2 separate regions of the Homo sapiens genome follow, and region 2 is linked to region 1. A link is a loop called in an ENCODE intact Hi-C map of the cell type or tissue named here. Cell type or tissue: A673. All regions are shown on one strand. Each heading gives the region's core, and the rest is flanking DNA. Links, peaks and the distances in the headings are about the cores only. Region 1 has its middle 130 kb from the start of TFAP2B. Region 2 overlaps TFAP2B (transcription factor AP-2 beta).

Region 1 (8,342 bases), core at 218-8,217:
CTCAAATGTTAATATCCTTTGGCAACACCCTCACAGTCACACCTAGGAACAATACTTTACATCCTTCAATCCAATCAAATTGACACTCAATATTAACCATCATAATAATTATTATTATTTATGGCTTTTCTGTGTTTTACTTATTTTACTTATTAAAGATTAGTTAACTTATTGTAGTTCCCCATAAGATTTCACTGGAAACAAAGTTTGCTGCCAACAAGCACAAAATATAAGTTTGTAACTATGATCATGGACAGGTGTTTTTATGTGTTTTGGCATTTGTGAAATGGTGGGTGGGCAAAATGTGGGAGGCTGTGCTTATCTAAAGCCTGCAGGGTCCTAGAACCCTAGTTCACTGGGCATTAAGGTTCATGGAGGCGTAGCAAAGATCTGCTTGGATTTGGAGAAAGAGTTTCTCAGTGGTTGTGTTTCACTCTTTGAAATAACATAAAAAATCCCTGGTTCTTTCTGGTTCAGAAGTAAATTTTTTCATCAGTCTAAGTTCCCTTCTTACCCCACCATGCTCTGGATAAGACCCATTCTTCATACTTACTTTTCCCATTTACACTCTTCCAATTTTCTAACTTTCTAGAAGGACTAACTGATTCCTTTATATCCCTGCATTAATTAAGCATTAATGTGGGCAGTTTTCTGCCTATTTATTTTAAATATTTTATTTTAAAATACTTTCATGCAATTGTACTTCATTTTATTGTGCTTTGTAGTTATTGTATTATTTACAACCCCAGGTTGCCACAAACATGTACCAAGAGAATACATGTTGTTTTTCCAACATGTACTTCCAACTTCATCAGTGAATGTTGTGTGTGTTCTGACTGCTCCACCAACCAGTCTTTCCCCATCTTTCTCCCTCTTATGGGGCTTCCCTTTCCCTGAGACACAACAATATTGAAATTAGGCCAATTAATAACCCTACAATGACCTCTAAGTGTTCAAGTTAAAGGGAGAGTTGCACATCTCTCACTTTAAATCAAAAGTGAGAAATGATTAATCTTAGCGAGGAAGGCATGTCCAAAGCTGAGACAGCCCAAAAATTAGGCTTACATTTACACAGCCAAGCTGTAAATGCAAAGGTAAGGTTCTTTAAGGAGACTAAATGTGCTACTCTAGTGACCACATGAATGACAAGACAGCAAAATAGCCTTGTTGCTAATATAGAGGAAGTTTGAGTGGTCTGGATAGAAGATCAAACCAGCTGCAACACTCCCTTAAGCCTAAGCCTAATCCACAGCAAGACCCCAACTCTCTTCAGTTCTATGAAGGCTGAGGAATGTGAGGAAACTGTAGAAAAAAAGTTTGAAGCTAGTAGAGGTTGGTTCATGGACTTTATGGAAGCAATCCATCTTCATAACACAAAAGTGCAGGGTGAAGCAGCAAGTGCTAATGTAGAAGCATCAGCAAGTTCTCCAGGAGATCTAGCTAAGATCATTGATTAATGTGGCTATACTAAACAACAGATTTTCAATGCACATGAAACAGCCTTCTATTGGAAGAAGATGCCATCCAGGATTTTCATAGCTAGAGAAGAGAAGTCAGTGCCTGGCTTCAAAGCTTCAAAGGATAGGTTGACTCTCTTGGGGTCTGGTGACTTGAAGTTGAAGCCAATGCTCATTTACTATTCCAAAAATTCTAAGGCCCAGGCTGGGTGCAGTGGCTCACGACTGTAATCTCAGCACTTTGGGAGGCCGAGGCAGGTGGATCACGAGGTCAGGAGATCGAGATCATCCTGGCCAACACGGTAAAACCCTGTCTCTACTAACAATACAAAAATTAGCTGGATGTGGTGGTGCGTGCTTGTAATCCCAGATACTCAGAAGGCTGAGGCAGGAGAATGGCTTGAACCAGGGAGTCGGAGACTGTAGTGAGCTGAGATTGCACCACTGCACTCCAGCCTGGGGACAGAGCAAGACTCTGTCTACAAAAAAACAAAAACAAAAACAAAAACAAAAACCTTCTAGGGCCCTTAAGAATTATGCTATGTCTACTCTGCTTGTGCTTTCTATATGGAACAACAAAGCCTAGAGGACAGCATAACTGTTTACAGCATGGTTTACTGAATATTTTAAGCCCACTACTGATACCTACTGCTCAGAAGAAAAGATCTCTTTTGAAATATTATTGCTCTCTGACAATGTACTTGGTCACTCAAAATCCCTGATGGAGATGTACAAGGAGATTAATGTTGCTTTTATGCCTGCTAACACAATATCCATTCTGTAGCCCATGGGTTAAAGAGTAATTTTGACTTTTTAAGTTTTATTATTTCAGAAATTCATTTTATAAGACTAAAGCTGCCCTAGCTAATGATTCCTCTGATGGATCTGGGCAAAATAAATTGAAAATATTCTGGAAAGAATTCACCATTCTAGATGCCATCAAGAACATTTATGATTCATGAGAGGAGGTTAAAAGATCAATCTTAACAGGAGTTTGATGGAAGTTGATTCCAACCTTATGGATGATTTGGTGTGGTTCAAGACTTTAGTGGAGGAAGTAACTGCAGATGTGGTGAAAATAGCAAGAGAACTAGAATTAGAAGTGGAGCCTGAAGATATGACTGAATTGCTGCCATCTAATCAACAAACCTGAACTACGAGGAGTTGCTTCTTGTGGATGAAAAAAAGTAAGTTTCTTGAGATGAAGAATCTACTGATAAAGATGCAGCAAACACTGTTGAAATGACAACAAAAGATTTAGAGTATTACATAAACTTAGTTGATAAGCAGTGGTAGGATTTGAGGGGATAGACTTCAGTTTTGGAAGAAGTTCAACTGTGGTTAAAATGCTATAAAACAGCATTGCATGCTACAGAGAAATCTTTCATGAAAGGAAAAGTCCATCCATGTGGCTGGCAAACTTCATTGTCTTATTTTAAGAAATTGCTATAGCCATCCCAAGTATCTGCAGCCATCACCTTGATCGGTCGGCAGCCATCAACATCGAGGCAGGACCCTCTATCAGCAAAAAGATTATGACTTGCTGAAGGCTTAGATAATTGTTAGTACTTTTAAGCAATATTTGAAAATTAAAGTATATACATTATTTTTATAGATATAATGTTATTGCATACTTAATAGACTACAGTATAGTGTAAACATAATTTTATATCCACTGGGAAAATAAAAAATTTGTGTGACTTGCTTTATTGCAATTTGTTTTATTTCAGTGATCCGGAACTGAAACTGTCATATCTCTGAGGTTTGCCTTCAGTTACAGAAAATTTGCAAAATAGTACAGAGAATGTTTACCATTCATGGAGTCTTCCCTAACATTAATATTATTATGATATAATCATAGAATTTAAGAAAACCAGGAAATTAACACTGACACAATGAAATACTGTTAATTTGTCTGAAAGCCTTATTTACATTTCACTTTTTCCCCGCTAAGTAATGTCTTCTTTTTTGATCCATGATCCTGTCCAGGATCGTACCTTGCACTTAGCTATTATGTGTCCTTAGTCTGCTCTAATCTGTGACAGTTTATCAGTCTTCCCTGTCTTTCATGACTCTGACACCTTTGAAGATTCTGGTTAGTTGTTTGGTATAATGTCCTTCAATTTGAGTTTGTCTGATGTTTTATTCAGGCTAAGATTGAGGTTATATATTTTTGTGGGTTTTTTTTTAAATTTTTATTTTTTTGAGACAGAGCCTCGCTCTGTCAGCCAGGCTGCAGTGCAGTGGTGCTATCTCAGGTCACTGAAACCTCTGCCTCCTGGGTTCAAGCGATTCTCGTGCCTCAGCCTCCCAGATAACTGGGATTACAGGTGCCTGCTACCATGCCCTGCTAATTTTTATATTTTTATTTGCGATGTGGTTTTACCATGTTGGCCAGGCTGGTCTCAAACTCCTGAGCTCAAGTGATCCACCCGCCTTGGACTCCCAAAGTGCTGCAATTACAGGCATGAGCCACTGCGCCCCACCTGGGGTTATATATTTTAGGACAAGAATACCATAGAAATGATGTTGTGTCCTCAGTTCATCATAGGAATGGTGTAAGATATTGGTATATCTTATTACTGATGATGTTGCCCTTGATCATTTGCTTAAGATAATGTCTGCCAAATTTATCCATTATAAAGTTACTCCTTTTTTAAGTTGCTTTTTTCCCTTTTATAATTAATATTTAGGAGAGATACTTTGAGGATTTGCAAATCTTTTGTCCTTATTATATTTTTTCCTACTAATTTCAATACAGAGAAGCATTGTTTTACCCTGATCCTTAGCCAAGTGGCTTAGAAATAAAGAAAGCATTTAGGGACTTCAAAATGTGAGTCCCCAATAATTGGATGTATAGATGTACTTTAGCATTGATTCCTTCTGAATATGCACAAGATTATTTAAGGCCAAGTGAGGAAAGGGAGTAGACTGAAAATGTGCATTGCAGGTTTCTGAAACAGCTGACTCACTCAGTCATATTCATGGCATACTTTTGACTCTTATTTCACATAGTCCCTGCTGCCACTCTGACTTGCTCCACCTCCAGGCCATTTCACACTGAAGTTTGTGAGGATCTCAGCTCAGTGTCCCCAGGGTGTTTATTTCATAGTTTCTCAGAGGGAAGGCGCAGTGTGCCTACCCTGGCCTCCCACTCCAATCACAGATTCAGCTACTTCCACAGATGCCCATGTAAATCATCTTTAGTAGAACAATGAGAATCTGGGGAAAACCCCTCCTAGGGAAACGAGTGTCATTTCATTAAAAGAAAAAAAACCACAATCCTTCAAATCTGGTTCATCTCACAGTCTAAATGCAAGTTCTTAATTAAAAGCCAACAGAGATTTCTAAAGTTGGAGAAAAACTGGAGCAACAACTTTTAAAATTATCCTGTGGGCTTTTTTTCCTTCTTAGTTTCTTAAAGAGAAAAAGGCTAATAACCATTCAGTGGCAAATTGCTGTTCCTTCAGAACAAGGAAGTGAATGAGAATGAAAAGTGGCATCCCAGGGGAATAGGGAGTCATCCTGTAATTAGACGGGGCACCATGTCGAGAGGCAGCAGAAAATTACTGGAATGGATCAATGAGGAATTGTCCTATTAGGCCTGAATAGTTTATTCGAATTTCAAGTTTCTGGAAGAAATTGTGTTTTCCACAGTACCTAAAACAGTGCTGAGCATAAAGTAAGAACTCACCGAATCCTCGTTTATTGATTTGAGGATTCCATAGTTCAAAGTCTCTGGCGTTTTGGTAGACTGTGATTTTTGTTTCAGCATGTCAGTGCTGAATGTTGGTGATGATAATAGGCTCTTTATATATGGGGTTGATCTTCCTCAGCACTACTGATATTTGGGACCAGATGATTCTTTGTTGTGGGGTGTTTATTGAGGGATGTTTAGCAGCGTTCCTGACTTCTATGCACTAGATGCCAGTAGCATTGCCTCAACTCATGACAATCAAATATGTCTTCAGACATTGCCAAATGTTTTTATTTCCTTATCCCAAGGTTATCCCACAGATAAATGGTAGAATTGAGGATAAGACCCAGAAGGTCTGAATCCTGGCCTTTAGTAATTGCCATACTATAACTCTACTAATTGCATCATGGACTACATTGATATGAACGAAATGTTAGAAGCATTGACATACAGCAGCACAGTTTTTTAAAAAATTGTTTAGAATAAATTCTATGCACACACCAGTTATGCAACTTAGAGGCATGGTGACCACCTTGAAGAATCAATAAATTTTGTCCATTTTGCAGGAGAACCCACTGATCATGGAGGCATGAAACAAACTGAGCAGAGGAGATTTGGTTTTGCTTCTTTCTGAGTACCAGCCGAGGGCTGGGCAGTACTGAATCCGAGTCTCTTTCCTTAATTTACATATTGCCTCCATTTTAGCAATACAGAAGGGAAATGAATAAAAACAATTATCCTCAAAGACATTCAGTCTGGTCTTGACTTGTTAAGAACGATAAAAGTCAGCAGTTAGAAGTATTTAATACAGCTGAACAAACCATAGAGTCTCAAACAGCTTCATCTGGTGCATTTCCTCTCAATGGCAAATAAAAAGGAAGACTATAATTAGGGCGTGATTCTGCACAAGCTATCCAATAAAAGCTTTTAAAAATGATTGCCCTTATAGACAGCATGTAAAGAACAAAGGAATCATGAATGGTTTATTATTTGCTTATTAGTATTACTATATGATCATCTATTTTTTGCATTTTAAACCAAAATGAAATACTAAAATTTTCACATGATTTCTTAAGGATATTTTTGACACCTCATTCAAAGTATGCTGGTTTGTTGTTTTCTGAAAGTCAAATCCTCAGATTTTCAATTAATCAATAAATGTTTATTAAATCTCATGCTGTTTGCCAGATCCAGAGTACTGCACAAAATTTGGTTGGAAGATCTGAGGCTTCTCTTTCAATCTAGAAATTGAAAGTAAAGTAAGAAAAAGAGAAATCAGTGACCCTGGACCTTTAATGTGCCCACAACTCACCTGAGATCTCTTTTAAATGAGTTTCTGACTCAGCAGGTCTAGGGTAGAGCATAAGATTCTGCATTTCTAAGTTTCCAGGTGATGCTGATGTTGCTGGTCCAAGGATCACATATTGTGTGGCAAGAATGGAAATGACAGTCCTAGGATACATGATAAAAATAAGCTGAGCTCTAATTACCAAGTTCAAAGTATGTCTCCTGTATGCTCAAAAAGTTATTCTCTTCTCACCTCTGTGGTATAGCAATCACTGAGGATGTTTACGTGCCTTGTGCTTTTGCCCATTGCTGGTACTGCATGTTTTTCTTTGTGCATGAAAACTTGCCTGCATTTTGCTACACGGAGATGGGAATGGGCTTCCACTGTTGTGCACTGCTAAGACGTATCTAAGCTGTTTGGAAAGCCACTTATAATTTGACATTGGCAGATGGTCTAGATTTCCACTGGAACCTCTGTGACTCCTGTATTTTCTATTTAGGTTTTATAGTTGCCCAGAGACTCTTCAAATTAAGGTCTATGGCCTAACCCTGTGTACTAAGCACATGGTCCCTTGAGTACACTTCTAGTCACTCTCTCGATGCAGTGTGAGAAAGAAACAGGTATAAGTAGAGTCATGCTTTCTATTTCATATAAATGTGTAGAGGCCTTCCCTTTCAGGAGTTGCTCATGGCTAATTGTAACACTGTGCCTAGCTAGCAGTTTAGCACCTATACCAGCAGTGTCCAATAAATCTTACTGCAATGATGTGATTTTGTGTTTCTGTGCTGTTCATTTGGTAGCCATTAGTCACATGTGGCTATTGAGAACTTAAGATATAGCTTGTGAGACTGAAGAACTAAATTTCGAATTTTTATTATGTTTAAATGTAATTAAATAAAACTTAAATATTACCACTGGCTAGTGGTTACCATATTGGACAGCACAGCAAGATGAAATTCTCAAAGATACATGCACTCACAAGAAAGCAGCAGGAAATGATTGGATCCAACCAAAACTAGACTACTTTTGACCTGGCTTTCTAATTTATCAAGGTCATGGAGTACCCTGGGAAAATGTCTTAGTTACTCTGTTCATTTTTGTATCTTTCTTAGAAATATGAGAAAGAGTAGGTATTTAATTTTTACTTTTAAATACCTTTCCGTTTACTTCATAAGAAATACGTAATCATTATAGAAGACTTAGAAATTTATTATATTTCTACATAAAATGAAGAAAAACATTGAGAATCCCACCATCTAAAAATAACCAGAGTGAACATTTTGGTGAATAGCCTTTCAATTATCTGTGTGTGTGTATCATAATGATCTATAAATAAGCCCATATATCTATAAATCTATACATATTACATGAAAACAATTATTATTATTACTATTATTTTGAGATGAGTTTCGTTCTTGTTGCCCAGGCTGGAGTGCAATGGCACAATCTCGGCTCACTGCAACCTTTGCCTCCTGGGTTCAAGCAATTCTCCTGCCTCAGCCTTCCGAGTAGCTGGGATTACAGGTGCCCGCCACCACAGCCAGCTAATTTTTTGTACTTTTAGTAGAGATGAGGTTTCACCATGTTGGCCCAGCTGGTCTCAAGCTCCTGACCTCAGTTGATCCACCCGCCTTGGCCTCCCAAAGTGGTAGGATTACAGGCATGAGCCACCGCACCTGGCTTTTTTTTTTTTTTTTTTTTTTTTAGACAGAGTCTCGCTCTGTCACCTGGGATGGAGTGCAGTGGCACAATCAGAGCTCACTGCAGCCTTGACCTCCTGGGCTCAAGCGATCCTCCCACCTTAGCCTCCTGAGTAGCAAGGACTACACGCATGCATCACCACACCTGGCTATTTTTTAAAATTATTCGTAGACACAGGGTCTAGCTTTTTTGTCCAGGC
Region 2 (8,342 bases), core at 223-8,222, 120 kb before region 1:
AAATACTATGAAGTTTTATTTGTTGTGATTTGTACCTCTGGAAGAGTTAGAAAAAAGTAGTTAAAAACACCCAGAGGAGCAAACACCATATGTAAGACTCCTACAATTTTAATTAAGGCATTTAGAATCTCCCTCCATACACACTGTTCCTGTACCCCTGCCTTTTGCCTGCTTTGCACTCCCCAAAAAGCGGCTAAAATGTTATAGTTAAGTGGGTGATTCCTTTCCCATTTTCTCCCCAAGCCTGGGGTTTGAAATTGCTGAAATCATGTGGCCCTCTGAGTCAACTTGGGGGTCTAAGTTTCAGATCCTTGCTTCCCTTGTCCCGGGAAGAGCGTACAAAAGCCGGGCTTCTCCATTTGTCACTTGTATTTTTTTTCTTCCTCTCTGTACTCTCTGTCTCTCTCTGCCTCTATCTCTCTTTCTCTGTCTCCTTCTCTGGCTCTCTTCCCCTTCCTCTCTCCGCTCCCAGGACCGGCACGATGGTGTCCCGAGCCACAGCTCGCGGCTCTCCCAGCTGGGCTCGGTGTCCCAAGGACCCTACTCGAGCGCCCCGCCGCTGTCCCACACCCCGTCGTCGGACTTCCAGCCGCCCTACTTCCCACCCCCCTACCAGCCGCTCCCCTACCACCAGAGCCAGGACCCCTACTCCCACGTCAACGACCCCTACTCCCTGAACCCACTGCACCAGCCCCAGCAACATCCCTGGGGGCAACGGCAGCGGCAAGAAGTGGGTTCGGAAGCCGGCTCTCTCCTGCCCCAGCCTCGGGCCGCCTTGCCCCAGCTCTCGGGCCTTGACCCCCGGAGGGACTACCACTCGGTCCGCCGGCCGGACGTGCTGCTGCATTCGGCGCACCACGGCCTGGACGCGGGCATGGGTGACAGCCTCTCGCTGCACGGCCTCGGCCATCCCGGAATGGAAGACGTCCAGGTAACCACAAACAAACAAACAAACAAACAAAAAAGACCACGAATAAGGAATGCTTCTGGAGGGGGGGAGGTCAGGAGAGGGCAGCTCTGTCTCTTTTTGGGGAGTTTGTTCCCATGTTTAGAACAGGACTAGACAGTCATATAGAACTGTTTATGTGTGTCTGTATGTATGGCTCTATAGTGGCGATTTCCAGAGGTCTAATTATGATCATCCAAACCACGAGAAATTAAATCTTGAAGAAGAAAAATATGTATTTGCTTTGATACCTTAAGATTATTAGAATAAAGGCGAATGCTTTTGTCCTGCCTCAGCTACCATCTCCTGCATATTCTCTAGTGCTTTGTGGAAGCCAGCTTGGTACCCCTTCTTTACCAACACACACACCCCATAGTGGGGCTGTCCTGCTGACTTGGCAGGTGAAGACCTGGCTGCCTAGAGGCTAGAGCTTCAGAATGAAGTTCCAGGGGCCTCTGTATGCTCCAGAGGTTGCTGCTGAATTTGCAAAGATTTTGCTAAGCATGACAATGAGCTCTGATCATCTAAGCCAGGTCTTGCTTTGAATGTCTCATAAGCCACAGAGCTTTTTTCCAAGAGATAGTTGCAGTCCTCATCTGAGAAATAGAATATATGTGAAGGAGAAACTCAGAACGCCATAATTCAGGAGTCCATGATGGTAGATACCATTTTGGAAATTCTTTTCACTTTTTGGTTCATTAAGTGACTGTAGTGTAATATTCTCCACCTCCCTCTCCTGGCCTCCGCCTATATTAACACTCTTCTCTCCCCACTGCCATCATCCCAGTTGAGAGGCATCACGTGTTTATTTCTTAAAACAAAAGGCTCAAAACACTCCCCCTACCCACCCACTATCCCATCTGCAGTCTACACAATGGAGCCTGATTTGGTTGAGAATACTTGGTTAAACTAAACAAAGAAACATCAAAGAAATGATTCCTAAAAACTGTTTGGGTGATTCTGAGCAGGTCTGCTTTTTCACCCTAAGTTAAATAGTTGGCAGAAAAGATAAATATAGTTTACAGGTATGTAATTGACACTTCAGTTTCATTGGCATAGTTGTATTTATTATGCATCCTTTGACATACCTCTGAAGCAAAGGAAAATAAAATGGGAAAGAGAAGAGGGTGCAAGAGTCATTCTTCTGTACCTTGCTGAAAAAAAATAGTTTTAAACAGTTAAAATGTGGTGACAGCATCAAATGCTGTCTGTGTGTGGTCTATGATTGTTTATTGTTTTAAAAGAAATTCAGTTATTTATTTTTTTAAAAAAGACGGAATTACCTGATTTGTGCCTGGATTTACTGATAGTAATAAGAGTGATGATGGTTTTGTTGATTTAACTGAGCTTGACTGTTCCTGGCTAGAGATATTGCTCATTTCTGAATATCATATGAAAAAGGAAGTATTTAATAGTTTTTTTTTTAATGCATTGGGGTAATATGTGTCTCGAGGGGAAAAGTTTTTAAATTAACCTTTCTGAGTATGGTTCAAAGTGCTGGATAATGAAAGTGGATCAACTCATCACCATTACTGTTGATGATGCTAATGCCGGCCCTGTTACCACCACCCTACAGGCCAAGTGACTCTAGCGAAGGAACTCAGAAATTTTTCCCCCAAAAGAAGGAGCAGTTTTCTTTAGTTAAATGTTTTTAAAGAAATAATTGAGAGAGGTCTTTTTGTGTTTGGTGAAATTCAAAGTCTGAGAGAAAAACAGGGCCAGATCAGTGCACATTTGGGAGAATAGTCTTGTCAAAGCGTCGGAAAGGATTTAGTGTTTATGTGAACGGAGCACCTCGGGGCCAAGTTGTTGCTGTCGGGAATACAGACCACAGAGGTAGAGAGCTGAAAGGAGAAAAGCAGCAGGCAGCACACCGGAGCCACTTGCAGGCTCTCCACTCACCCAACCCCCACCCTGTTCCTCCCCTGCTTTATCTCATTTCGTCACCTGCCGGGAGGCCCACGGGACCTTCTTGGGACGACCCCTATAGTGCAAGGGACACACCCTGCTCCTGTCCCTAGAGGGAAACAGCAAAGACAGGGACGGTCTCTGCCTCCGCGGTGATGACAGACCTCCCAAGGCCAGGGTGAAGTTGACTGATGCAGGGCAGGTGACAAAGACCAGGGGTTATGTTTCCAGGACCACAGCCTCGAATCCGAAGGCTTCCAATCATCTGCTCAACACAGAAGGATCCACTTCCGAGTTAGGAAGCTGGGGTGCGGGGGCTAAAGTTACACAAGCAGGTTGGGATTTCAACGCTCTCCCTACAGCTATCGAATGGGTGGCCTGCACTGGTCCAGTCTTTAAAAGGGCCTGCACTGGTCCAGTCTTTAAAAGGACCAGAGAGTGCCTAGGCCTGGACCTTAAAGTCACTTGTTCCGATCTCAAGGACCTCGTGTGTGTTCCAGATCCCCTTGAGCCAGGGAGCTGGCAGACACTGAGGGTGCTGCCCTGCCTATGGGTCGAGGGTTTTGTTGTGTGACCCAGATGCACCACACTCAGGGCCACAGCCCCCACCATGAGAGAAGAGAAAGAGGAGAGCTAATTCACCAAATGCTTCTAATATTTTTTTAAATGAAACTATAAAACCCTGTCAATTTCTATTTCAATTTACTCACAGGGGCTATTAAACTAGCAAATCGCTGTTTGGGTTCTGGGTATGCTACATTTCACCCATTGTGCATGAGCGCGCGCGCGCGCGCGCGCGTGTGTGTGTGTGTCTAGTTGGGGAGGGGGCTACAAGTGTTAAAAACTCAGGAAAACACCTACAGAGAGAGAGACAGAGGGAGTGAAAGGACACCTAGTTTGGGATTTGTTTAGTTGTCATGTACACCTCTTTTCTTCTTCCCACCTTTGCTCTCTTACCTCCCATCACCTCTACCACCCATGAATATAAACATATAAGGATGTTAAGCCAACTCCCCCCAAACACATACACACACTCAAACACACCCGAGTGTCTTAAAGCAACCCCTGGTATCACTTTTAACTAAAGAAGTCTAGTAATTACGAGTCTGAGTTGTTTTTCTGCGCTTCCGCATGCAGTCCTAATTAAATCTTTACGATCCTCCCTGTGACGATTAAGCGCCAGCATGCTGCGTGAATATCCTGTACAAAAACCCAGCAGGCGGCCGTAATTAGATAGAAAATCAGACAAGAGCCTTCTCATTAACTACCACAACTACCCCACGTCGCTGATGAGGCGTTTATACATATTTACGTACAAGAGTGAGGGTAAGGTGTGAGGGCTCCCGGGTCCAGGCCAGTGTAAGTCAGGGTCTGGCTGCCCAAGGCACAGGAGAATATTTCTGTCCTGCCTGGACACATTGTCACTGTATACACATGATCATAGAAAGGTGTGAATCGTGTGTGTTTGTGTGTGGCAGGGTCCCCTGAGGAGTTATGAACAAGTTACATGAAATATTTTTAAAACACCTTTTTACTATTTCCTAAGATGTGCATGGCATGTTGCAGCAAGGATAACAATTCCTATGGAGAATAACAATTTTGCTCACTTTTCTGAGAACAAAAGAGTGACTATTAAAAATGAAAAGAAACAAATTAACATGCCCCCTGTACGATTAGATCATCTCATTTCTAAAGTTTTGCTTGTTTGGGGTAGACAGTCTTTTTCTTGTGATGAACTCACACTGTGAGGATGCAGCATGAGTCGGTGTGAGTGCTGTGAAAACAGCTCCTCACTCTCAAGCCCTTTGCTTTTTACTTCTCTATAAAGTGGGTAACAATTTGGTCCCAACTTAGGTTTTGAAGGGTCAAGAAAGTAGTTGTAGATTTTAGAAAGACCTAGCATTTATTTTCTTGGTAGGGAGAGAAAGGGAATCTACTGCTTTTGGACGCCCTGGGATGCACAGCCAGAACTGTTCATGTGTATTCTGACAGTAAGAAACTTGCTCCAACAGCTATTTCCTCTCAGAAGTGCTACCAGTGCTCAGAGTTGAAACTTTCCTTCTCTGGAATGAAACTGTGGCACAGAAGATGAACATTCCTTGCGATTACCTAGGTGCTGACTGGGAGGATCTAGACCTTTGTGTGTGTCTGCTTGTCTGTAGTTACTGCCTTCCTAACAGGTGTGCTCCTTGCTGGGAAGCAGCATCAGCAGGACTGGGAGGGAGGGTAAATTGTGAAGGTTCCTCCAAGAGACTGTCATTGTGCAGCAAGAAGCTCATAGTTTACAGGAACGTGTATGGGCTGTAATGGGTGTGCAGTCCTAGAGGCTTGCAAACATGTTCCTATGTGTTGCTGTTTGCATTCCATTCCAAATTGCTCAGACTTTAATTAAAATCCCATAATGTAAACTATTATGTATTTGTAAAATGGCTCTGGGGTTAAGATGCACTGGGATAGAATGGAAAACACAAATTGCTCTTACTAATATTGGTGAAAATCTGTCAGCTGTTGCCAAATTTTTACAATTCATAAGAGCAAATAATATAAAGGTTTATCTGTCTAATATCTATGTTTTATATAATAACTAAACCAATGTTGCATCCCAGATGTCTCTCAAAGTTTTCTTTCTCCACTTCTTCCATTGGAAAAATTTATAATTTGAGTAAATTTCATTTCTATGTCTATTTGGAGGTAATAATAATAATAAAACAGCCCTTTGTGAATTAATATAAATGGAAATAACAGAAACTCCAGTTTGGAATAACATGATTTATGTGTGCAATTCTTTAATATCCTGTCAATTTGAATAGTGATGTTTTTATATTCACAGTCAGTTGAAGATGCCAATAACAGCGGCATGAATCTATTGGACCAGTCTGTCATTAAAAAAGGTATGGATAATTCCCCCCAAAAAGTAAGCAAAGTTCTCTCATGCATTAACGTCTTTATGATGAATTTTCACTTTGGGGGAATTCATTATTTGACAAGACATAAATGTTTGTTCACAATTATAGGACAATGGCTGTCAGATTAGGGGAAAGGGCATGTTGGGAAGATGGAAGTTGGGCAAGGGAGAATGAAAACATCAGACACAAATTCAGATGAGTGAGACAGACTGTTGCAATTTTTCTCATGGCATATTTGGTAGCCATTCTTGATACATCTTAAATAATTGAGCTATCATCATGTGTGGAATTGGCTGGTAAACACTGGTTTCAAGAAGGTGCTACAATTATTTCAATGATAACTGGAGTTTGCTGAGTTAAAGCTTATGTTATTGAGATAGCTCTTTCTTCGTTTTGTATTTGATTTTTTTGGTGATAATTTTGTTCCCAGTTCTCTATGTTTTATGAGTTGTTTTTATTTATTTATTTTTTCATTGTGCCAAATTTGTTGCTAAATATGCGCATCCTGAGAAGCTGAGACAGCCTATGCACATTTCTAAATCTTCCTACATATGCATTCATGATTTAGTGTGACTGTGGAATCACCCCATACTGTTAAAGGGCATGTGATATTAACAAATGTTTGCAGTCTCTTGTACAGCTGTAAGCAAAATAATTAACTAATTAAACTAATTAAATGTAATTACAATAACTCATTTTGGGTGTATTGCAGCTGCTTAATTTTTTCTGCTTTTCTCTGACAGTCACTGAGAGAATGCCTGGCGATTAGTGTAGCTGCTAAAAGGCCTGAATGTCACTCAAATGCCACAAATTTAGGAGTTTAAATGTGTAAACAGTGCAATCTTTAATTATCACAGGAACTGGCATTTGACGATACAATTTTAATACTGTAACCCTTTCTCATGGATGTCGAAGAAATTCTGTCTCTATATTTAGTGTCAACAATCCTCAGCTTTCAATCATTTATGATTCACTTGAGCCACTTGACATTCAACAAAAACAATTAAAAGAAAAAATTCTTTGGGAAGTAATTCATCCAGACTCAAATGGGATAGTAGGAGGGTTGTGGAATAAGGATTCCAAACAGGGTGAGGTATTCTAAATTGTCTTCTTTTACAAAGTCAGGAAGAGTAGCTTTGAAAGGTGGGTGGGGGAAGCTGTACTTGCAATGATGCCATTTGGCCTTGGAATGAATATCCTAAAGTATAGTAAGGTTTGGGGCATAACTATTTATTTTAGTGGTTGCTTCAAACATCTCTCTCTCTCTCTCTCTCATCTTCAAATAATATTGTTTTGGCTTTTAATGCCAGCTTTTGGGTTTGCTAGGATACCCAGGCTCGGTGCTTAAATTTGCAACTGTGCTGACTGACAGCTCACTTTTCCTGTTTTCTCTTGGGTCTCCTCTTTCGGTTAATTGCTGGTTGATTAGGGTGGGGTCGGGGAGGAGCTTCTCCATTGGCTTTTTTCAGTTTGTTTTAGTTCCTCCTCCCTTTTCATGGAAAGCTAGAACCACTTAGCTCAGGGTTCTGTATCCTAGCAACATCATTTGGGCTGGCAGGGGAACATGCCCAACAGATGACCAATCAGAAATGTTATTAATAGCCAGTCCAATAAAAATATTTGTAACTTAGCTTGCCTAGCAAAACAGAGCTGAAGATTTTCTTAGATGTGGGATGCTTTGGTTTCAGAGCTTGTATATGTTTGTCAGTGAAATGTGAATATTTATGTGCAAGGTTGTCTCCAGGAATAAGAAAAAGAGAATAATGACTAAAGTTGATGGTTCTGTTTTTGGAAACAGAAGAGTACATTTTATGTCCCCCCAAATGTACAGCTTTTTAAAAAATGTGCAGCTTAAAATATTTAAGTAGCATCCCAGTTACTTTAATTGATTCAGAGGGTGTGGTATGAATATGATGAAATGGTAGGTCAGTTGCATTATTTAATATTTGACATATTTGCTTTATTACATGAAGAAAAGATCCTATGTCTTTTTTCTTTAGAGAGCCATAGGCAAAATAAGAATACGAGGTTGATTTACTTTTCTAACTCAGTATAAGCCACTTAAAGTTGTGGTGAGTTCATTAGCCCCTTCCCCTGCACCCTAGTCTCTTTGCTCACCATCTCCCCAATTATGAGAGATGTTTCCAAGAGATGAATTTTGTAAAAGAGGTGAGAAAGTCTTGTGAACTAAATATTCTAAATTTCAACACCTAGAAGAAGGCTTAGTTTCTTAATATATTTTCTAATGGGCTTTTAGGCAGATAAAAAAAAATTCTACCTCATTAGTAACAGATTGGCAAGTGGTCTAGGTTTGGGGGTCTCTGAGTCTGTGTTTATGAAGCTAGAAGACTTAGGCATAAATGATGCATGTCTCTATCTCTATGTCTCTTTCTCCAGTTATGGTAAGGCCCCTTCTAAAATTTAACCAATCTAATTTTTCACCTGTGTTTATGTCACCCCATAGATTATGGGCTCCCTCTCTTGTTATGTTTGCTATCTGGGCTTAGCTGACATTTCTGAAGTAATTTAGTTAAGAGGAAATGAGTTGTTCCCAGTAGAGAGAGCAAACGAGTGGAGTGAAG

Evidence for each region. Hi-C counts contacts between places; a loop is a spot of excess contacts. Peaks named below come from ENCODE experiments on the same cell type or tissue, not always from the same donor. Only the 100,000 strongest peaks of a DNase experiment are listed, where the experiment ranks them.
Region 2: it touches region 1 in a loop (5-fold over the local background); 2 of 110 quality-filtered maps call a loop at or near these places.

Annotation. Positions count from the first base shown.
Region 1 is chr6:50,947,757-50,956,098 of GRCh38, forward strand. No RefSeq gene overlaps it. Among named protein-coding and RNA genes, the nearest start is that of TFAP2B, 130 kb to the left of the region's middle. In A673, for the core only: a CTCF peak has its summit at 4,531 (motif pointing left); DNase peaks (open chromatin) are centred at 4,585, 4,955 and 5,945; H3K4me3 peaks cover 1,794 bases; H3K27ac peaks cover 2,612 bases.
Region 2 is chr6:50,822,935-50,831,276 of GRCh38, forward strand. It overlaps TFAP2B (transcription factor AP-2 beta), which reads left to right. Exons shown (of 7, transcript NM_003221.4): 2 at 473-931; 3 at 5,685-5,745. Among named protein-coding and RNA genes, the nearest start is that of TFAP2B, 8.2 kb to the left of the region's middle. RefSeq lists enhancers at 738-1,265, 2,417-2,917, 2,918-3,418 and a silencer at 1,331-1,460. In A673, for the core only: no CTCF peak of the experiment used is centred there; a DNase peak (open chromatin) is centred at 4,057; H3K27me3 peaks cover 4,705 bases.